3 separate regions of the Homo sapiens genome follow, and all the other regions are linked to region 2. The links are chromatin loops, found by intact Hi-C in ENCODE. Cell type or tissue: PC-9. All regions are shown on one strand.

Evidence for each region. Hi-C counts contacts between places; a loop is a spot of excess contacts. Peaks named below come from ENCODE experiments on the same cell type or tissue, not always from the same donor. Only the 100,000 strongest peaks of a DNase experiment are listed, where the experiment ranks them.
Region 1: it touches region 2 in a loop (24-fold over the local background); 8 of 110 quality-filtered maps call a loop at or near these places.
Region 3: a loop joins it to region 2, with 14 times the contacts of the local background. A loop is called at or near these places in 96 of 110 quality-filtered maps.

What each region holds. Positions count from the first base shown.
Region 1 is chr13:41,071,279-41,079,278 of GRCh38, forward strand. WBP4 (WW domain binding protein 4) reads left to right here. Exons shown (of 10, transcript NM_007187.5): 6 at 249-295; 7 at 1,504-1,579; 8 at 4,766-4,959. Among named protein-coding and RNA genes, the nearest start is that of WBP4, 14 kb to the left of the region's middle. In PC-9, a CTCF peak has its summit at 3,985 (motif pointing right); no DNase peak of the experiment used is centred here.
Region 2 is chr13:42,107,549-42,115,548 of GRCh38, forward strand. The region is part of intron 1 of DGKH (diacylglycerol kinase eta); the gene reads left to right. Among named protein-coding and RNA genes, the nearest start is that of DGKH, 63 kb to the left of the region's middle. In PC-9, a CTCF peak has its summit at 3,200 (motif pointing left); a DNase peak (open chromatin) is centred at 3,193.
Region 3 is chr13:41,663,490-41,671,489 of GRCh38, forward strand. It overlaps VWA8 (von Willebrand factor A domain containing 8), which reads right to left. Exons shown (of 45, transcript NM_015058.2): 37 at 7,457-7,658. Among named protein-coding and RNA genes, the nearest start is that of MIR5006, 99 kb to the left of the region's middle. In PC-9, CTCF peaks have their summits at 4,863 (motif pointing right) and 5,066; a DNase peak (open chromatin) is centred at 4,822.

The sequences.
Region 1 (8,000 bases), 1.0 Mb before region 2:
CTAAAATTCCTGTGGAAGTTCCAGTAACTTCTAATCCCTCGTTCTGTCCTTTCTTCTTGGTTACGTAGCATTCACATATATTGTCTGCACAGTACTGGGATGTATGTTCTGTTTTATTTTTCAAATATGTTTTAAATTGTAGACCTGTAGTGTTTTGTACATAATGACTGTAAATTTTGTCCAAATTTTTTGGAAAGTATTTTTTTAAAGCAAAAAGATTTTATAAATGCAATATATTTTGCTTTAAGCATCTCAGTGGGAGAAACCTGAAGGATTTCAAGGAGACTTAAAAAAGGTAATTGAAGCATATTAATAGTGTTTTTGTTTTATTCTTTACAGTGATTCGTTTCTTAGGTTTTTGTAGAGTTTTGCTAAGCAACTTTATTTACAAATACTCCACTCCCTCCACCCCCAAACTGTGTCCTTTTTTTTCCCATAATGCTTTTGTTAGAAGGCTGGATGGAGATGAAATAGTGATATCTGGCTGGGTGCAGTGGCTCATGCCTGTAATCCCAGCACTTTGGGAGGCTGAGGCATGTGGATCACAAGGTCAGGAGTTAAAGACCAGCCTGGCCAAGATGGTGAAACCCTATCTCTCCTAAAAACTACAAAAAAATTAGCCAGGCGCAGTCGCAGTTGCCTGTAATCCCAGCTACTCAGGAGGCTGAGTCAGGGGAATCACTGGGACCTGGGGCGGCAGAGGTTAACAGTGAGCCGAGATTGCACCACCGCACTCCAGCCTGGATAACAAAGTAAGACTCCGTCTCAAAAAAAAAAAAAAAAAAAAAAGTACTGATATCTATCCAAAAACTGCATTCAGGGCAAATATTAGTTGGTTTGCCGTCAGTTGCCATTCACATGTTCCTGTCCATTTGGAAGGAATTGTTCCTGGCTTTCAAAGGTGAGACATCCACTGCTTGAAAGTTGGTTCTTTATTAGCAAAAACCAAGCTTCCTGGCCATGATTAGTACTACCACCCCTAATACCCAGGTGTATTAGTCAGTTCTTGCATTGCTATAAAGAAATACTTCTGAAACTAGGTAATTTATCAAGAAAAGAGGTTTAATTGACTCACAGTTATGCAGGCTGTACAGGAAGCATGGTGGCATGAGCTTCTGGAGAGGCTTCAGGAAACTTACAATCATAGCAGAAGGCCAAGGGAAAACAGTCACATCTTACATGGCCAGACCAGGAGCAAAGGGAGGTGCCACACACTTTTCAATGACCAGATCTCAGGGTAGCTTGCTCACTATTTCAACAACAGCACCAAAGGTGGATGGTGTTGAAACCATGAGAAACCACCCCTGTGATGCAGTCACCTCCCACAAGGCCCCATCTCCAACTTGGAGGATTACAAGTCTACATGAGATTTGGGTGGGGATGCAGATCGAGATGATATCACCAGGTGTCAGGAGGAGAGGCAAGGGTGGCTGACTGTCTGAGTTATTCAATAGAAAATCATGGTTATCCTTAGTTTATGCTGGGTTTTTTTCCTCCTATTAGACAGCAGTGAAGACCGTTTGGGTAGAAGGTTTAAGTGAAGATGGTTTTACCTATTACTATAATACAGAAACAGGAGGTAAGTATTACCTTTGATTATCTTAACTGTTTAAAATTGTACCTGGAACTGCTTATTGGCCTGCTGATTAATCATCTGAACTTGGAAATTTTAGTATACAATAAACATATTTGTGTAGTAAACATGAATTATTTTTTGTAATTTAAAAACAATACAGTGGAAAAGCAAAAAGATTTATATTCGTATTATGTTGTGCTGTTCACCAATGTTATTCTCAGTTGATATTGCATTCACAAACTTAAAAATAGAATCATTTTAGCTTTCTCTGACATTACTATTTTTATAATTATTTTAGAAATATAGTCATTACCTTGGAAGGTAGCTTAGAGATCATCTGGCTCAACTTGCCTTTTCCTTTTTAAAAATAAAACTGTGGCCGGGCACAGTGGCACATGCCTGTAATCCCAGCAGTTTGGGAGGCCAAGACAGGTGGATCACCTGAGGTCAGGAGTTAAGCGACCAACCTGACCAACATGGTGAAACCCTGTCTCTGTTAAATACAAACAAATTAGCCGGGTGTGGTGGCACATGCCTGTAATCCAAGCTACTTGGGAGGCTGAGACAGGAGAATCTTGTACCTGGGAGGCGGAGGTTGCAGTGACCCGAGATCGTGCCATTGCACTCCAGCCTGGGCAACAAGAGCAAAACTCTGTCTCAAAAAAAAAAAAAAAAGTAGGCTAGGCGCGGTGGCTCACGCCTGTAATCTCAGCAGTTTGGAAGGCCAAGGCGGGCAGATCATCTGAGGTCAGGAGTTCGAGACCAGCCTGACCAACATGGTGAAACCCCTTCTCTACTAAAAAATTACCCGGGCGTGGTGGTGGGCACCTGTAGTCCCAGCTACTCAGGAGGCTGAGGCAGAGAATCACTTGAACCCAGGAGGTAGAGGTTGCAGTGAGCCAAGATCGCACCACTGCACTCCAGTCTGGGCGACAGAGCAAGACTGTCTCAAAATAAAATAAAAAATAAAACTGAAGCTATTTAGTAGTGTCTAACAAATTAGTAAAAGTGAAAATTTAACAATGTTTCAGTTGCATAAATACTTACGAAGCATGCATAAATACTAATTGTTATCTAAAACTTTTTTTTTTTTTTTGAGACGGAGTCTTGCTATCGTCCAGGCTGGAGTGCAGTGGCACAATCTCGGCTCACTGCAGGCTCTGCCCCCTGGGGTTCATGCCATTCTCCTGCCTCAGCCTCCCAAGTAGCTGGGACTACAGGCACCAGCCACTTCGCCAGGCTAATTTTTTGTATTTTTAGTAGAGACGGGGTTTCACCATGTTAGTCAGGATGGTCTCGATCTCCTGACCTCGTGATCCGCCCGCCTCGGCCTCCCAAAGTGCTGGGATTACAGGCGTGAGCCACCGCGCCCGGCCCTAAAACTTTCAAATTAATGTTTCATCTAATTTAACATCATAAACAGTTGAATTTATCAGAACAGCTATAACATTAATGTAACTTTAGGAGAGGCTTGTTTTTGTTTTTTTAATTCCTGTTATCATTAGCTCATTGCATAGCATTAAATCTTTTAGGAAGAAAAGGCCCTTTTAACCTCCAAGTAGATATTTAGCCTGCCCAGTTATAGCAATGTTTATATTCCAGTACAATTGAAGGTTGGGATTTTTATACATATAAAATAGTATAGTGATATAATATAGCTTTAGAGTTAGACAGATCTGAGTTCAATGCACAGCTTCTTTCCTTACCAGCAATGTGACTGTGGGTGTTACTGAGCCTATAGTCACTCTTCAGTGAAATAGAATAAACATGCATGCTCTGTAAGGTCATGAATGTCATATGTCATAAAGTTCCAATAACAGTGCTTGGCACATAGTAGGTGCTAAATAAATTACTCCCTGAACTGGCGTGGTGGTTCACACCTGTAGTCCTAGAACTTTGGGAAGTTGAGGCAGGCGGATCACTTGAGGTCAGGAGCTCGTGACCAGCCTGGGCAACGTGGTGAAATCCTGTCTCTACTAAAAATACAAAACCTAGCTGGGCGTGGTGGCGCTTGCCTGTGGTCCCAGTTACTCGGGAGGCTGAAGCAGGAGAATCGCTTGAACCGGGGAGGTGGAGGTTACAGTGAGCTGAGATCACGCCAAATAAATAAATAAAAATAAAATAAATAAATTCTTGAAAGTTCTATTGTTAACTTGTGTGAAATGTGGATTAGGAAAAGTAATGTTTTTTCATTAATCCTGCCAAGAACTCTGTATTAATTAAGGTGCTGTATATATTGGTTTGCCTTGAATGATTTTGGTTTATTCCTGGACCAGAATAATTACTAACGGCAGCCCCTTTCACTCTTAAAACTCTCCCAGTTGAAAGTAGGGAATTAATTACAAGGTAATTAGAAATATTATTGTTTTACTAAAAGCCCAATGAACCACTGGATGGCAGTAGAGTTCAGTCAATTGAGATTCCCATTGCTGCCCCCCCACCCACCAAACCACCATAATAAAAATGAGAATTTAATATTCACTTAGTGCTTCACAATGTAATTTCACTCCATGAAAATCTTAGGAATTTTTTCTTTTTTTAAATTGAGACAAGGTCTTGCTCTGTCCCCCAGACTGGAGTGCAGTGGCACAATCATGATTCACTGCAGCCTCTATTTCCTGGGCTCAAGCAGTCTTCCCGCCTCAGCCTCCTGAGTAGTGGGTACTGCAGGAATATGGCATGATGCCTGCTAACTTTTTAATTGTTTGTAGAGACAGGTTCTCGCTATGTTGCCCGGGCTGGTCTCACACTCCTGAGTTCAAGCAATCCTCCTACCTCGCCTTTTCAAAGTGTTGGAATTACAAGCATAAGCCAGCACACTGGGGCCAGGAAAGGAAATCTCTGTGATAAGCAAGTTTCAGGAAATCTCTTGTTTGCTCATTATCAATACGTTTCCTGAAATTGGTGTCAGATAAATTGTGAACCGTTAGAAATATCACCCAGTTCTTAGGTCTCTCATTCCATTGGAGTTATAGTTTACACATCTAGTAAATCCGGGCTGTTTGAAATCAATTTCTGAAAGATACAAGAGCAAGAGGTTTGAGAACTCTGTTATCTTCTTGATCAAGAGATAGTATGAAATACATACAGTATTGTCATTTAATAATTGTAAGTGATAAATGTTATGTTGAAATTACATCTGAATAGAATTAATAACTAAATAACATGACTTTAAAATGTGTTGAGCAGAATCCAGATGGGAGAAACCTGATGATTTCATTCCACACACTAGTGATCTGCCTTCTAGTAAGGTCAATGAAAATTCACTTGGCACCCTAGATGAATCCAAATCATCAGATTCGCATAGTGATTCTGATGGGGAACAGGAAGCAGAAGAAGGAGGGGTCTCTACAGAGACAGAAAAGCCAAAAATAAAGTTTAAGGTAGGTTTTTAAATTTTACTCTTCACATCAAATTTTTTTTTTTTTTTTTTTTTTTTTTTTGAGATGGAGTCTTGTTCTGTCCCCAGGCTGGAGTACAGTGGCACTGTCTTGGCTCACTGTAACCTCCACCTTCCGGGTTCAAGCAATTCTCCTGCCTCAGCCTCCCGAGTAGCTGGGACTACAGGTGTGTGCCACCAAACCCGGCTAATTTTTTTTATTGTTAGTAGAGACAGGGTTTTACCATGTTAATAACCAGGATGGTCTTGATCTCCTGACCTCGTGATCTACTTGCCTCGGCGTCCCAAAGTGCTGGGATTACAGGCGTGCGTCACCACGCCCAGCTGACATCAATTTTTGAAAAGCTCTACAGACCTTAAGTCTTCTGATAGAACATAGAAATTAAGACATATTTTGGCAACTGGATAAATAAAACCGGGAACACTCAGGAGCCCATGAGTCAAAGCAGAGGAGACACATTATTAGCATTGAGCAATGGTTGCGATTGTTGGCCTGAGAAATGTAGGAAAATCAGAGTTCCTAAATACCTAGTTACACCTAGGATCTTGTCATTGCCTGCAGTTTCTCTACCAACTTCACAAATCTTGATGGAACTTAGAGTAAGGGTTATGTGCAGTTTACAGAGGAGCAGCAGCAAAGCCTTCGTTGTAATTGCCATCTCACAATGATTATAGCCAGCCAGATTTAGGTAATCCAGTATCCAACTTAGGATAGAAATGATTAATTTATTTTCGTCAAAATGAATGTGTTCCAACAACAACAACAAAAAAATACAGGCCAATAACCCTGCTGAACATAGATGCAAAAACCTTCAACAAAATACTGGCAAACTGAATCCAGCAGTACATCAGAAAGATTAATACACCATGATAAAGGGATGCTTTATTCCAGGGATGAAAGGATGGTTCAAAGTATGCAAATCAATAAATGTGATTCACCACATAAACAATTAAAAACAACCATATAATCAGCTCAATAGATAAAAAGCATTTGTTAAAATTCAGCATCCTTTCATGATAAAAACCTTCAGCAAACTAGGCACAGAAGAAACATACCTCATAATAATAAAATAATAAAAGCCATATATGAGGCCGAGTGCGGTGCCTCATGCCTGTAATCTCAGCACTTTGGGAGGCTGAGGCAGGAGAATCGATTGAACCTGGGAGGCAGAGTTTGCAGTGAGCTGAGATAGTGCCACTGCACTCCATGCTGGATGACAGACCAAGACTCTGTCTCAAAAAAAAAAGAAGAGCCATGTATGAGAAACACACAGCCAACGTTATACTGAATGGGGAAGCACTGAAAGTATTCTCCCTAAGAAAGCAAGGATGCTCACTTCAACCACTCCTTTTCAACATAATATTGGAAGTGCTAGCCTGAGCAGTCAGGCAAGAGAAAGAAGTAAAAGGCATCCAAATTGAAAAAGAGGAAGTCAAACTATCTCTGTTTGCTGATTAAATGATCTTACTACCTAGAAAACCCTAAAGACCCCTCCAAAACACACGTGGATTTGATAAGTGACTTCAGTCATGTTTCAGGATACAAAATCACTGTACAAAAATCAGTAGCATTTCTGTATACCTATATCTATATAATAATGGTAAAACCGAGAACCAAATAAAAAACTCAATCCCATTTGTGGTAACTACAAAAAAAAAATCTCGGAATACATTTAACCAAGGAAGTGAAAGATCCCTACAAAATGAACTACAAAACACTGATTAAAGAAATCATAGATGATACACACAAATGAAAAAACATCTCATGCTTCTGGATTGGAAGAATCAATATCACTAAAATGACATACTGGCCACACCAATCTACAGATTCAACACAATCCCTATCAAATTACCAACTTCATTTTTTACAGAATTAGAAAAGCCAATTCTGAAATTTATGTGAAACCAAAAAAGAGCCTCAATAACCATAGCAGTCCTAAGCAAAAAGAACAAAGGTGGAGGCATCCCATTACTTGGCCTCAGACTATATTCCAAGGCTGTCATAACCAAAACAGCACAGTACTGGCATAAAGATAGGCACATAGATTGATGGAACAGAATAGAGAACCCAGAAATAAAGCCACATACCTACAACCAACTGATCTTCAACAAAATCAACAAAAATATACACTGGGGAAGGGATACCCCATTCAATAAATGATCCTGGGAAAACTGGCTAGCTGTATGCAGAAGAATGAAACTGGACCCCTACCTCTAACCATGTACAAAAGTTAAGATGGATTAAAGACTTAAATGTTTAAAGATCTGAAACTATAAAAACCCTAGAAGGAGGCCAGGCATGGTGGCTCACACCTGTAATCCCTGCACTTTGGGAGGCCGAGGTGGGCGGATCACCTGAGGTCGAGAGTTAAAGACCAGCCTGACCAACATAGAGAAACCCCATCTCTACTAAAAATAGAAAATTAGCTGGGTGTCCTGGCGCATGCCTGTAATCCCAGCTACTTGGGAGGCTGAGGCAGGAGAATCGCTTGAACCTGGGAGGCGGAGGTTGCAGTGAGCTAAGATCGTGCCGTTGCATTCCAGCCTGGGCGACAAGAGTGAAACTCTGTCTCAAAAAAAGAAAAAGGAAAAGAAAAAAAAAATCCTAGAAGGAAATCTAGGAAAAACTCATCTGGTCATTGACGTAAGCAAAGAATTTACGACAAAGTCTTCAAAAGTAAACACAAAAATAAAAATAGACAAATGGGAGGGACTTAATTAAAAAGCTTATGCACAGCAAAAGAAACAATTAACAGGGTAAATAAACAGCCCACATATTGGGAAAAACTGTTTGCAAACTATGCATCCAACACAGGACTAATATCCAGAATCCGCAAGGGACTCAACAAGAAAAAAACAACTCCATTGAAAAGGGGGAAAAGGACATGAACAGGCATTTTTCAAAAGACACACAGGTGGCCAAAACACATGAATAATGCTCAACATCACTGATCATCAGAGAAATGCAAATGAAAATCACAAGGAGATACCATCTTACACCAGTCAGAAGGCTGTAATTAAAAA
Region 2 (8,000 bases):
GGAGTATGGAGGATTAATTAGACAGGGGGCTAGTTCAGTGTAAGGAAATACATCTGTTTTTCCTGTTTCTGTCCATGTGATTGTCTTGTGAACAGTGGGGGACTTTTGTGGGACTGTGGTGTTCAGTTGAGGCCTGCCCGGGTAAGGCAGCCCCGCTGTGAGTACAGGAACAAGAACTGCAAGGACAGATCGTAGACAGGCAAGCAGGAGGGCTCGGCTTCTTAGCTTTGGTGTGGAGACCTTGAGTGTGCTGTCTCTCTGAGCTTGTGCTCCTTGGCCTTTGGGGACCCCTGGTATGCCCCTGATGGGGGAGCTGAGACAGAAGGGTCCTAGAGTCTCTCTTTGGGCTCAGAGGCATGGAGGACAAAAGGGATTTTGTCCTATTGTCTAAAATGGTACTTTCTGTCTACTTCCCTTTTATTAGTGCCAACCTTTAGAAAAGTCTTGTTTGAGTGTTCTGTGTCACCTCTGCTTTATTACGAGTCCTTAAAAGAAGAGTCATTTTTCACACTCGGGCCAAACTTCAAGAGGAATCAAATGAAGAGTTAGTGTTGTGACAGGCAGGTGGTGGTTCTGGCCCTGCTCACCATCAGGAGGTTCTTTCTGGTGTGCTGGTCTTGGAAGCATTTCTTCATAGGGGGTCATTGTTATAGTCTAGGCAAGAATAATAAAATCACAAGCATTAGGTCACTGGGCACAGGAGCAAAAAGGAAGACCAGTTTTCAGAAACCTTTTGATTGGCAGATTAATTTAAGGGTGAGGGAAAATAAATTTAAGGGTGAGGGAAAATAAAAGATAGGTTGGGAGTTCTGGGGTTCCTAAGCAGTGCTTAGGAAAATACACTGCTGCTAGCAGGTGAGGTCATAGGAAGAGGAGCAGAATTGCCACGGGAAGGTGCTGAATTCATTTGGAATTCCGTATAGAGTGACTTTTACCCAGTGCCGTGTAGTTAGCTGCTGGCAATTTTGGAATTAGAATCTAGGTTTTCTGAAGCCAGGCCAGTGTCTTTTCTATTAAACTAAGACATGTGTTACGTGAAATAAAATGTACTTGAGTTTCAGGTGGTGACGGCATCTCTAAGTGGAGATGTCAGGCAGGCAGTTGTAAATGGAGCTGGAGTGAAAATGAGAATAAATACAGAAATTTATTTTAGGAGTTATGTATATATTTAGAGGAGATAATTGGAACTATGGGAAGAAGTTCATTCAGAGAGATTTGGCACATAGGCTGTAATTGGAAATAGCCAAGGGGTAGATTTCCTGAAAAGGAGGGAGTGGAAGCTATAATGCATGCAGTAAGGCTGAAGGAAAGGAAAGGACAGAGGCAGCGAGAGGATTCTAATTTTTTAAAGCGGTTTTGTCATAATGGAGAGGAAGGCATAGCTTGGAAGCTGGGACATAATCAAGAGGTGGAAAAAGTTGTTATTTTTAAAAATAAGATATGCCAACGGGAAGGAATGGATGGAGAGAGAACGATTAGAGATGAAAGACAGAGGGACTAGTTCAATTTAGTTTAACAAACAAATTGTAAGTACCACTGAGGTGATAGGCATAGTGCTGGGTGCTAAGGAGACAAAGATGAAGTAAACATGAATCTGACTTGGGGACATTTACTGTCTAATAAAGGACAGGAACGAGAGTAACACAAGACCAGCTGGTATTTACTGAGCACCGTGTGTCAGGAACCATTGCAGATACTTTACATGCATTGACTCACTGAGTCCTCACAACACCCCTATGGCTTAGTTATTGTTATTATCCATAAAGAAGCAGAAACTCAGTCACAGAAACGTTAAGTAATTTGTTCAAAGTCTTTAACAACTAGTCAGCCGTGGAGCCAAGGTTTGAACCCAGGCCGTACCTCTGCACCTCTGTGCATGATGGAGATGGACGATTACACCACAACGCAAAGGTGGAAATAAGAACAATAAACAGAAGTAGCCTAAGGGAGAGAGGGCTTAGATTTTTTTGGCAAATGATAGAGAAATATAGAAAGATCTCAAAGGAGGAATAAATGGAAGACAGGATGGATCCAGATGAAGGGATGCAAGAAAATGCTGTCAAGACCAAAGTAGAGAACCCATGTGCAGCTGTGCGTGCGTGCCTGTGCGTGCGTGTGTGTGCGTGTGTGTGTGTGTGTGTGTCTGTTGCTGTTTTTTCTAGTAATTTGCACAGCCTTCATCTCTGACCATTTCTTGGTTCCATGCTAACCATTTCTTGGTTCCATGCTAATCACAGAGGACACTCACATTTGATTCTCTTCATTTCTGTGAACAGTTATTAATAAGATATTTTTAAAAAATCTACTAGAACTGGGTTATCCTTTTTAGGGGTATCAGTCTGGTCCATCAAAATCATCATTGGAGTGGAGTTTATGATATTAAATATAACATATATATGTGTATCTATCTATATCTATCTATCTATGTATCTAATCTGTCTACCCATCCAGAGAACTGACAGATTTCTAACTGATTTCTGATTTCCCATGTAGTTGGGACTCAGATATTCTTTGGGGAAAGAACTAGAGAATTTCAGAGGCAGATTATTGAAGATGCAGTTGAAATTCCAGAAAATAAGCAGATCTTTTGCGTGAAATGCTGAGTAGCTCTTTCTGAGATAACTGTATGTGGTAGATGTGAGATTCCTGATTGTCTGTGGCTCAGCAGTCAGATGCCTGCACTTCACCCTGTTTCCCATCCCACCCTTGACCTTACCACTGACCCCCAGCTCCTCCTGCAGCCACAAACTGCATTCCAGGATAGGGGACATTGTAAGCGCAGCAGTCCTGTGAGACTCAGGTATGGTGTGAGGCTCTCTACTTTGCACATTAGTTATTAGTTAAAAAAACAAACGTGATGTCTAGTGGTTTATTTTAGACAACATCAGAATGTCCCCACATCAAAATAGTTGCATCATTGTGGCCATGGGGGAAAGTGGTTGGTTACATCAAAATGTCATGTGTGGGCAAAGGGATTATTCTTGGATGTGAGTAGGGGCATTTGATAAGGAAGAAGTAAATTCAGAATTTGAAGGATAATCATTCATTCATTCATTCATTCGTTGTTTTACCCATTTACAACACAGTTACACATACGACATTCAGGCATTTACCAGTTACGGGAAGGATTTGTGCAACTGAAGAAAAGCCCATCTGTGTTCACATTTGAGAAAGAAAATCCTAATCATTAGCATAGCACCACTGCCACCTTGTGGTAATGCATGGTAGTTCATTATATTTTATGAAAAAACTGTTATGTCTGGTATTTATACAGCATGTACATTTTGTACCTTCTGCATGTAACGGTACGTTATAAAGCCATATACTTTTACCTAATACTAATTTAAAAATACACTCAGTGGGGGGAGGAAGAGCATTAGGAAAAATAGCTAATACCTGCTGGGCTTAACACCTAGGTGATGGGTTGATAGGTGCAGCAAACCACTATGGCACATGTTTACCTACGTAACAAACCTGCACATCCTGCACATGCACCCCGGAACTTAAAATAAAAATTAAAAAAAGAAAAATACATTCAGAAACTGCTCTAAAGAAGGTACATATAAAAAAAGGAGAGACAGCTTAATTTTAGAAATTAATAAATAAATGTTCACAAAATACAGTCTCAAGGAGGTAATTACATCATTATAGATATTCTCGAGAAAATTATAAGCCATTGCAAGGGACAAAGTACATTAGCAATCACTAGATGGTTTACTGATACAGAGGGTGATTAGAATATGTTGGATAGGCCAGGCACAGTGGCTCATGCCTGTAATCCCAGTACTTTGGGAGGCGAGGTGGGCAGATCTCTTGAGGTCAGGAGTTCGAGACCAGCCTCGGCAACATGGTGAAACCCCGTTTCTACTAAAAATACAAAAATTAGCCGGGCGTGGTGGCACGTGCCTGTAGTCCCAGCTACTTGGGAGGTTGAGGTGCGAGAATCGCTTGAACCTGGGAGGCGGAGGTTGCAGTGAGCTGAGAGTGTGCCACTGCACTCCAGCCTGGGGAAGAGTGAGACTCCATCTCAAAAAAAAATATGTTGGATAATCTTCATTATTTTGCTTTAGAATGCATAATTTATATTTAAATGTAAATGTCCCAAATATTAGAGTTTATAGTATTTCAAACAAAATAATAAAGATATTTGAATATATCCAGAGGTGTTGGAATACTTCACTAGACAGGGGGAAGCTTGCTTCTGTGCATTTCTTGGGCATACATTCCCTCAATTAGGTCTCGCGGGGCAGACATAACCACTTCTCAGGTTTGCACAGGCTGCAGCATAACTGGCTTTTGACAGGTTGAATTTCTTCCTTTCTGGACAGGGAAAAGGGCACAGGAATTGTGGTGGAAAGCCATTTTTTTTATACCTGGGTTGAGCATGGCAGGATGGAATACTGCAGACAGACCCACTGAAGAGCGAGCGCTTCACTGGGCTTCACCCTGGCATGCCCTGCACAGAGAGTGAATGCTGCCAGCACACATTACACTGTGGCCAGACTACAGCTTTCTGTCACATGGATGTCTCAGACAACCAGAATCAGAACATGTGTGTGTTTTATATGTAAAAGTAAACGATTACTTCTAGTGAAATTAAAAACAAAAACAAAAGTCGTATATGGTTTTTGTGAATGAAAACAGACTATTGTACAAACCTCTAGAATATTAAATATCAAGGTTTTATGTAATGTTAAATGTCATTATAGTCAATGCATACCATCTAGCCTTGTGGCTTTTTTTTTTTTTTTTTGACTTAGTCTCGTTCTGTTGCCCAGGCTGGAGTGCAGTGGTGCAATCATAGCTCACTGCAGCCTTGACATCCTGGGCTCAAGCGATCCTCTGGCCTTGGCCTCCTGAGTAGGTGGGACTACAAGAGTGAGCCACGATGCCTGGCCCCACGTGGCTTTGGAACTCTGTTTCACAGAGCCATAGAATTCCTCAGAGGCATCCCAGAATGGGGAGGCTGTGCTGCTTAGATTCTGGATGGCCTGTTCAAAGTGCCTGGTCACATGTATTTGGGAAAAGCTCAGATGATCCTGATACACCAAACTGCTTGAGAACAACTACTCCTGGTGGCAGTTTATAAAAAGGGAAATGTTTTGTGATATTGTAAATGACAAATCACCCTCATCATCTGATTGCATTGTCATTAAATGTTGATCCCAGAAACATCCCTCACCGCCATTCTCCTGTAAGCGGGGACATCATTCTCTGAAGCTCCCCTTGTTCCCGCTGTAGTTCTTCCACCAGCATTTGCTTTCCTGGCGAGGTCAGCGAGACAGTGCGGGGATGGACATATCACAAAAGGGGGCATACAGCAGCTGGAGCCATTCTTCTCTGCCCGTGTCCAGAAATTTCCCAGCACACAGGGTTGAGTCCAGTACCCATGCAGCTCTTATTCCCTCGTTGGAGGTCATATTCCAGTCTTCATCTGCAGTTGGATCTGGCTTTTGTTCGGATCATAGTTGAGTGTAGCTTGGTTTCTTGTGGGTGGCTAGCCCTGAAGAGCTACAGTGAGCATGCTCAGTCATTAAACCTAAATTAGCTTCTGCTCCTACTCCTGGGTGGGGGCAGAGCTTCCTAAAAATGTGTTTTAGGAAGATTTTGACACCAGATTTTTAAAATGCACAGAGCCAGGTAAAAGTAAGTGGTTACACTTAATGATATTAGTTAAAGGTGCGTGGAAAAAGGAACAAAAGTGCTGAATTATACCTTTTTAAAGGGTTTATGCAAATTATTATATGTACAATAGTCTTTTAAGCCTGATAATTCCAATCACCAAAAGAGATTTTAGTATGTGTAGGTTCCTATGCCCTACTCTAAACCAATTGAATCAAAGTGCATTAATGTTTATAAAGGTCTCCAAGTAATGATCAGCCAGACTTTAGAGCAACTGGCTTATTTAATAGAGCTTAGTGTCATGTATGTATCCTTATTTAAATACAGAGTCTTACATTTACTTTTAAGAAAGTAGGAAATTCATGGTGGGACAAAATTCACAAGGGGAAAGGAGGATACCAGCACAAAGCCAAGAGTCTGGAGTCAAAAGGAGCTGATGGGAAAGTTTGGAGGCTGATACGAAAGCCAGGCTTGAAGCAGTTTCACAGGTGGCCGATGAAGGAGGTTGACAGATGGAATCAGAGCAAGATCAAATGACTTCCCTTCCAGACCCACGGGAGGAGGAGCAGTCATTGCTGAGATATGAGTTCCGGCATGGCTACGGGGAAAAATAGTTCTTATATGATAATCACATAAAAATATTTAGAAGGGCAAATAAAAGGAAAAAGCAATGTTATGATAGGAGACACAATATATTGAATATATTGTGGTGAAGATAGGCTTTAGGATGGGGTAAAACATGGGTCTGTGTGGTTTGTGTTTGGCCACCTTTGAAGCTAAATTATGCTAAGTTTAACTGCTGGATAAAATATGGAAGGATAGAAAATCTACTGTCTTTTAATTTCACTCTCTACAAATAGTAGTTCATTTACACATTTTGTAGGTATATCTCTTCTGTATACCCATCCTCTCCACAAAGATAATATTAATGTGGACAAGATAGATAGCTTCCCCTAATAACAATGAAATGGTAGTGGATAAAAGCAGAATGGCTTTTAATTTGGGGGAAAAAAGTCCAGAATAGACAACAGCTAATTGCTTATATTTGCCACAGGGACAATTTGCAAGTGAGGAGATGACCCGCCACAAAATAGGCACCTCTGGCTAGAGTTCTTACAGTGCTGCTGGGTTCCTGCCAAGGGTCTGCCTGAAGAGCTCCTAAAGATAGGCTTCTGTGCAAGTTTCCCCCAAAAGCCATCTCAGCTACTTTATCGGAATGTCAGTGTTCATTCATTCATTTGTTCAGTATATCATTACTAAGAGCTATTATCTGTGCCAGGAACTCTGGTAAGCGCCAGGGCTCCAGTGATGACTGAGGTGGACATGGCCTCTGCTCTCGCTGAGCATGCAGGCTACTCAGGGAGACAGACATATTAGTTTGGGGCTTATTGAATTTTGAAGAGCCAGTGGCATCCAAGTGGAGTTATCCAGCAGCAATTCTAATCATTTCCTAATTTTCACTGGTAAACAAGATAAGATCGGTGTTCTAAGAAGTAAAATAATATACATAGCTTGTTATAAACCATGCTCCATTATTATATTAAATAAAATTTCATGATTGATTTTTGCTTTTATGCTTAAGATTTAGAAAACTTTAGACATTTTCTTTATGTGGTTAAATTAGGGTTTTGTGCAATAATTTATCCAAATAGAAGCATTAGGCCCTTGTCCAGGATTGTCTCTTTATGTACTTTGTATCAGTCCCACTAAAAACACCTTTTTCCCCAAAGTGTGACCTACTCAAATAGTACCTTACTTCTGATACTTCATAGCATTTCGGAGTTTACAGGAGATATTTGCTTATCATTTTGTTTCTTCCTGACAAGTCTGAGGAATACAGGGCAGGTGATGTTTATTTATTTACAGATGGGGAAACTTAGGTTCATAGATATGATTACTTATGTGAAGTCACAGAGCTAGTAAATGGTGGAGGCGGAAGTGGAACCCAGCCTGGGGCTCTTTTACAGGAGTCAGGTCTATTTTTGTTTTATGCTTCCTGCCAGTATAGTGACTTGCTGGAAAGAAAAATCGAATTGTCTTTTTCCACTGAATTCCTCCAGTTGTTATCAAAGAAAAAAAGTTTTAATCGTTTAATTTCTTACTTTTTGTTTCCTGATTCTTCAACAAATTAGTTAACATGTATTAATTATTTTCTTCATATCAAATACTTGGCTATATGTGGGATAGAAAAATAAATGAGGTACAGTTTTTGTCACTGAGAAACTCAGTCCTATAGGAGAGACCCAGGCATTAAAAAAAATCCCTATGCAGCATGATTAATGCTATAAATAATGCATGAGCATAGAGCTGTGGGTATACCAAGGATGTGATAGTGGCCAGAGCTTTGAAGGAGGATGGGATGGGGTGGGAGGTTTAGA
Region 3 (8,000 bases), 440 kb before region 2:
GCAATTAAGAGGTTAAAGGTAACTACTTCAACTCTGCTTACTACATCTTTTACTATTTACCTCCATATTTCTAAGTAATATTCTTATGTCTCCTTATTTTTCAATTTCAGACATTGTCTATTGACTTCCTATTATGAAAGGTAAGGATTATTTTTCCTCTCCCACCTCAAACACACATCACTCATTTTTTTCTCCCCTCATTCCCCCTAATAAAGTGCTATCATAAACAAATCAATATTGTTTACCTTATCATTACTATACAGTCCCCGACTTACGATGATTCAATTTAACAATTTTTCTACATCGTGGTTCAATTTAACAATTTTTCTACTTTACGATGTAGAAAAATTGTTAAATTGAACCGTCGTTAAGTCGGGGACTGTCTGTATAGTAATGATAATAAAGTGCTGAATAGCTCATGTAACTTACTGAATATATTATGTCACAGTCTAGACATAATGTATTCAGTAAGTTACATGAGGTATTCAGCACTTTATTATCAAATAGGCTTTTATGTTAGATAATTTTGCCCAACTGGGAATTACCTTTGCCACTCTTTCCACCTATGTCTTCCTCTTTCTTGGTTTACTCCCTTTTTTTAGCGACAGCACATCATGCAGTAGCTTCTTGAGAAATAATGTAATGTTTTTGAGATTTGCACATTTAATAATGGTTTTAGTCTACTTGATTAATAGCTTGGCTGGATATAAATTCTAGCCGGAAATCCTTTTCCCTCTTTGATTTTCTCTTTAGTTTCCAATGCTGCTTTGGAGAAACCCAGTGCCATTAGGATTTCTACCACTTTTATATGACCTGTTCCCTACTTCTCTCAAAATTAGAAGTTATCGGCTTTATTTCTTTATCCATGGGGTTCTAAAATTTCAAGTGGACATGCTTTGATGTGTGTGTGTGTGTGTGTGTGTGTGTGTGTGTGTGTGTGTTCCATTTGTTATACTGTATATCTGGTTCTTTAGTTCAGTGAAATTCTTAAATATAGATGCTACTACCTTCCTTGAGTCTAAGTAAAAAAAGCAGACTTTCACTTTATCTTCTTGTTGTATGGTTTCCCTCCTGTCCTAATTGGTGCCTTTTGTAAGGGCAGAGGAGAGCCAGCTGCCTAGAAGCATAGGATAGAGGAGAAAATCTGGATGTCTCAACGGCCTGGACAGACTTTCGACTAATCTTCCAAATTTCAGTGCCACCCCACATTACAACCTTCAGAACTACACAGTATCTTCAAGTCCTGTTGCTAACAAAAGCTTAAAATAGGAGGAGGAAAAAGCTATGAAAAGCTTAGAAAGACAGGATTCCAATTTGCCCTGTGTTTTTGTTGCTGTTGTTGTTGTTTTCCTGTTTTCTACTGTTCTCAGGACTCAGAGTAAATGATGTATACTTTGCTGCATGTTTTTTGGTCTTGTTCTAATTTGTCTTTTAAATAAGGCTAAACACTATAATCCTCTGCTGACAATTGTCCTATCATTGATTTCCTGCTTTTCTTCAAGCTGACAGGTTTAGGCAAAGACCATTTTTACAATTCCTTTTTTGGATCTGACAAAATTTTTTCCAAACAGGATTATAAACAAAGCTTACATTTTAACACTAGTATAGATGATGAATTATGTAACTCATTGGATCATAAGTTAATATTAGGTATTTGAGTAATACTGTTTCATTTAAATTTGGCTTTGTCTCCATAAAGCATTGAAGAATTCCGTAGCCCAATATTAACTTAAATTCTAAGTTTCTATTTTTTATTGTTTACTGAGTACTTACTCTGTACCAGGCATTACTGTATTTCATTCTTACAACTTTGTTAAGGTTCAATTATTTTTATATTATGATTAGAAAGTGAGGCTTTGAAAGAATAAGTAATTTGCCAGAGATCACCTACAAAGTTGAACCAGGATTTTAATCTAGGTTTGAACACTATAAATTTCATGCTCTTAAATAATAAGTTGTACTGCTTATGAATAAAATCATAAATATAATAGCAAGAAGCTTTTATTTCTATAGCCATTGTGATTGTAAGGTATACATTTACATTTAAGTAAGTACTTAATGTAAGTAATTAAGTACATTAAGTAAGTACTTAATGTAAGTACTTAAATGTAAGTGTATACCTAACGAGCTCAGAACCGTAACAGTTCTAGAGTCATTGACTGTCAACCTATTAATTGCATTTCACATTCAGGTTTATAGCCAGTATATTGCAGAATTAATTTGTTTTCTTTATACTTTAATATTGTTAAAATTACCTCTTTACTTGCTGATCATATTGTTGAACAATATGCACTAGTGATATGGTAACACAATTATCCTACGGCCTGTCTTGAGAGGAGATTGAAATAGTCCTGCTGATGATTTGAAAAGGAATTTTTTGAGGTTAGACCTTTTCTAAAGAGTGAAAGTAAGATAATATTTCTATTTTAAATATTAGTTTAACATTCTATAATTTTCATAATTTATAGGGGTATCATTCTTATTGGATATGCATAAAAAGTTAATGAAACCTCACAGCCTCCCTAAAATCATAAACTTGTTTATTTGCTTGCCTTAGGGAGGTGACTGCTGATTTAATTTTAATTGTATTTAGCAATTACTGATAATGTTGTGATCCAATGGAAGCTTTTCTTTTAGAGGAATGTAAAAATCAACTTGCAATTTCTCTCTGAAACACAATCTATATAAGAAAGGAGGCCCATATGCATGAACCCAGGAGTGCTATCTTACTTCAGGGCAGATTTTTCTTCAATTCTTTACTCAAACCAAATTTCTGGTTCAAGAAGAGTATGGCCAATTGGTTACTGGGATAACTGCAGGCTTCCACATTTCCTGAGCTAACATGATACTATCTTATCTGTGTTCTCTGTACCTTTCTCCCTTTTCTCTCATTGCTTCTGTCCCTATCACCATCTTACTGCCTCATTTCTGAAAGCCTTGCTGTTAGGTAACTGCCATAATTCTCTTTGGGGAGTTAGATGATAAAGCCATAAATAAGCAAGTGGCATGATAGAGCTAAACTATATCAGCCTATGAGAGATAACTGCTAAATACTTAGGAATTTTTCAAGCTGATTGTTAACCTTTGGTAGCTTGAAATCATGGTGGGGGTGTTTGCAAAATGGAAACTGGCAAACTTAACAACCCCCCAGTCTCCATGAGAACTAGTTTACTAGCACGCCACCGGGATCTTGCATTTTCACTCAGTACTCCTGAAAATCTTAAAGATTCAAAATGAATTTTCATGGCTGGGACTTCTCTAATAGGAATAAACAATAAAAAAATAATTACAGGCAATGCCCAAGTGTTACCATATAGGGAAACAGCTGGATCATCTTGCTGAAACCCAGCTCTACTGACACGTGGCGAGGAGACATGGATGGTGAGAAATTATAAAAGTTCAGAAAAGCATTGCCTTTCTGGGCCAAGAAAGATTCCCAAAGACACATGTACATATAACAATCCTACAAAATATGGATTGTTCTGTAACAATGATCCACTGAATCAGACTATTTTTTCAGAGTTATTGATCAAAGTAAAGAATGATGTATAAGAGTAAACTATGCTCCTTAAAAAGAACAAAGAATTTCATAATCCCATAGAGGATCTGAAGATTACCTAGCATGTAAATTTACTAATAGTCAGCCAGTTAAATAACCCAGTGGTTTCTAAAACTGAAAATAGAACTTAATATCCAACTGAGATCTTCAAAAATCAAAACTGCTAGACTAGAGATTATAGAAAAGGCCAAGCTTACTTACCTAAGTACATCAAACTGCATTTATTCATAGTCCTAGAAAATTCTCTTTAAAAGGGGGAATAGACTAATAGTGCTAAACATAAATTAGTTATCTTTTCCATGTATTTCTTTCTATGCCTCACTCCTTTTTATTTTCAAATGCTGGTTGTGTGCTTATTGTGTACCAGACACTGTCTTCACTATAATGATGAAAAAGTTCCAGTCTCACACTGTATTTCAGAAGATTGCAACCATTGTTAAAGAATATACTACTTCCTTAAGTACTATTCAAAGGCTGCAGAGAGATCCTACCAGCAATATACAGAAGATTTACTTTGTGATTTCTTTTAATTAGAAAATAACATTTGAAAGCTATAACCTTTTAAGCCTTTTTGCTCCCACAAAAATAATCACCAAGAGAAGATGATCTGATTTCTGAGGAAATCTGTGGTATAGCTTTAACAGCTTTCTTGGAAGGAAGACAAATGTAACTAAGTATGAATAATATACTTTAAATATAGCCAGAAGAATTTTGACTTATAATTAACCCATGTTTCTGAAAATATGAAATCTACAAGTAATAAATATGCATTCTTAATAATGGTCTCTTAAAACTACATTTATATTAATCCTTTCAGTTTGTTGTTATGGTTATTTATTATAGGAAAAACACATGTTTCTATCAAAGCATGTAAAATTAATGAACACATTTTATATGTAGAGCTCAAAAAATACTCTCTTGTAAGCTGTACTCATTAAATAAAAATACCAACAAATTCATTAAACAAAAACAAAAACTCAAATCAACAATGGCAAAGCTAATAACTCCAGAAGGCTGAAATGTAGCAAAGACAAACAGAGTAGTGATAAAACATTTAATTATTAATATACTGTTTATCTCAATATGGACAGTTCCTTTGCTATGATGCAGAGGAATCAGGAGGCATGGGGATCTTTTGTGGTGGATGGCATGGCAGGTTATTTGCCCAGCCCTCACTGCTGACCTAAAGGCGCCTATCTTGCTCAACAGGAACCATACAAGACAAGAGTGTATAAGCCTTTCATTGCCAGCAGGCCTGTTAATTTCCATGATGTAAAAAGTAAGTCCATCTGGCCACTAGATGGAGATCAGGTTACTCTGTCAGTGATGGGGAAGCTGCTTGCAGCCAGCAAGTGTTAAGTAAGCAGGGTATGGAGAACCTATTCTCTTTTTTCAATACTTCTATGAAAGGCATTTTCCAAGCTCTGAAGTTAGGAGCAGATCTGTGCTGAATAAAGAGTATATAAATGAAGAATAGCTTGAAAGATCAAACAGAAAGGGAACTGTAAAAGACAAACATTTGCTTGTTATTACTGTTGCCCCTGGAATGACTTCTATTTAGGTTTGGTTGTATAAACCACTTGTAATTAATAAGATGAGCTGGTCTAAATAAGAACAATTAAATAAGCTGTCTCATTATTTACCAAGCAGGGAAGAAGAGAGATATGACAAAAAATTAAAACAATGATAGATTATTAAGACAATTAGTCTTGTCTGTTTGAACATAAGAATACAGACTCATGTTTGAGTATGTATATAAGTATGCATTTTTAATATCAACCAAAATGGATCAAGGGAACTTAGGGATCAAAGGAGAATGTCAGATAACATCTATTCTAATTTTCCAAATGAAACTATCATTCAATTCTGAATTATACAACTTTATTACTAAATATGTCTCATTTCTGTAATAGCTGAGCTTTATTTTATTTTTTTTTAGAGACAGGGTCTTGTTTTGTTGCCCAGGCTGGGGGGCAGTGGCTCGATCTCAGCTCCTGCAACCTCCACCTCCCAGGTTCAAGCAATTCTTGTGCCTCAGCCTCCCAAGTAGCTGGGATTACAGGCATGTGCCACCATGCCCAGCTTATAGCTGAACTTTAAACTGGAGACATAAAGTTACACATGTCCTGGAAAATGTTTGGTTTAGGGAAAGTTCAGATATTTCACTGTGTAATGTAGCTGAATATTTTGATTATTCTTGAGATGTTAGATCCATAATTCTGTTCATTTCTAACTTAATAACTATATATCCTCATTCAATAAATATTTATTCAGTTACATCTAAACAAATAATTTGTGACAGTTTAAAAGAAAAATTCCATTTGTTATCAAATAGTTTCAATTACCAGTACATTTTAGTATATAGGAGTGTGAGCACAAACAAACATATTAATTGCTTATTGCACCAATCATTGTGCTACAAGCTAGGAGTACAAAGATGTATATATAGCCAGAGAAGTAACTGGAAGAGAAGGCCTACATGATTAAAAAACAAATACAAATTCATTTTTGTAGCAGTCAAGCACAATTATTAAATGATTAGTAAAAGTCCTTTGTAAAGTTCTATCGTGAAAAATAAATTTAATCTTGACCAGATGGAAAACATGACCTTTGATCTCTACCACATATAAAATATAGAAATTCAAACACAATAGTATTTACTATTAGGCACCAATGACTGTAATGAGAACAAGAGCTTAATTCAAAAAGAGAAGAAACTAATGTTTAGAATAATAAATGAAACAGACCATAATTAATTGGCTTTCTAAATATTGTTATGAGTAGTAACCAACATTCAGTCTGTTGCTGTAATCAGTCCATGGCACTTACTTAATCACATGTTTATTTTAGAGTCACACATTTGTTTTAGCTTAATTAAATTAATATATTTATACCCCTTCAAAAAGATTTGAGTTTGAGGTTTTCAAAATGTTCCTACAAGCTTTTAAGGATCTAAGAGAATTATTATTCATTCATGAATATATCTATTTCTGTTTAAAGAAAATCACAAAAATAATCACATAAAATAGGAATTATTAATCAGGTATTGACGAAATAGTTTGTAGAAATTTCTTATTTTGCTAATCGGCTCTTTGCAGAACAACCTGGCTGGGAGGAACCTACTTTTCTTTTTGTTGGATAAGAAAGTAACGTGAACAGGAGAAGTTTTGTTCCAAAGATTAAAATAAATGAATAGCAAATAAATCCCTTTATTATATGCTTTAGTATATATGGGCATATAGCCTTCCTCATTCTTCAAATTAGTTCCAGACAGCAACTAGATTGATTAGATGATGACTGAGTCATTTCTGGAGTTATCAGGTTTCTTTTCACTTTGGTGGCCTGTTCCCATATTTTTCTCCAGTGCAGGGTTGGGTCTACTTATTGTTGACTACTAAATTTGCATTACTTGGAAATAAGGAAGTTGATAAAAAACGTTCTATTGGATGCATATTTTTGCTCACCTTCTCTAGTTTAGAGGTCCTGGCCTTGTAATAATCTGCTGTATTCTAGTTCCTAAATGTTTCTGTTTCCTAGGTAGCATGTAGAGATGCTGACACTGAAGATGGTAAAAGTGAGAACAGATGCAAAGGTGCTACTGGAAACTGGTTAGAGCTTAAGGTTAAAAAACTAAAAGCTGCTGATTGTATTCATATGGTGTGATGTCAGTAACCTGCACATTTAAGCACTGACAGAAAAAAAGGCACATTTTTACTTTTTCATCATTTAGATGGAGAATTTGTTTTTGTCTTTTTATTTTGTATCTAAAAATTCTTTTAGTTCTTTAAGCAACTATTTTTGAGTCACTGGCCCAGAAATTTTCATGACTGTGGCATCTGGAACTAAATTTATACTTGAATGTGCACCTCTAAGAGATAAGGTGAATTCAAATGGTACCTGCATATTTCTGTCATCTTGTCCAATCATGTTTCTCCATTCCATGAGTGATCGCTGCAGACGTTCAAGTCCAGTTTCCCAAAGCCTGATGTGACCTCCCATATCAACAGTAACAACACCGCTTTTGTCCCACTCAGCCAGCAGTGCATCTGTGTCTGAAATGGTCGACAGCCATGTGGTATACGGCGAGAGAGATTCTGATCTGGAAAAAGGAATCCAAGTGAAGCTAAGAGACCACAAAAATAAAGCAGGAGGGATGACACTGCACATTGTAATGTTCTTTACTGTTGAAAAAGTATGCTCACACTACTCATTATTTTATACCTGCTCTTACCTCTGTCACCACATAGGCAGGTTATGAGGATACGCTATGAGCAAAAGTTCTTAAACAAACATGCCCAGGGTTCGTAAGCAAACATGAGGCAGGACAATCATGAATATAAAAAAAAACCAGAAAGACTATTTTAAGAAAGATGTTTTTATAAGTGATCACAGTATATAACTAATTGGTAGGCCAGGAAACAAAGCTGGTTTAAACTGATTA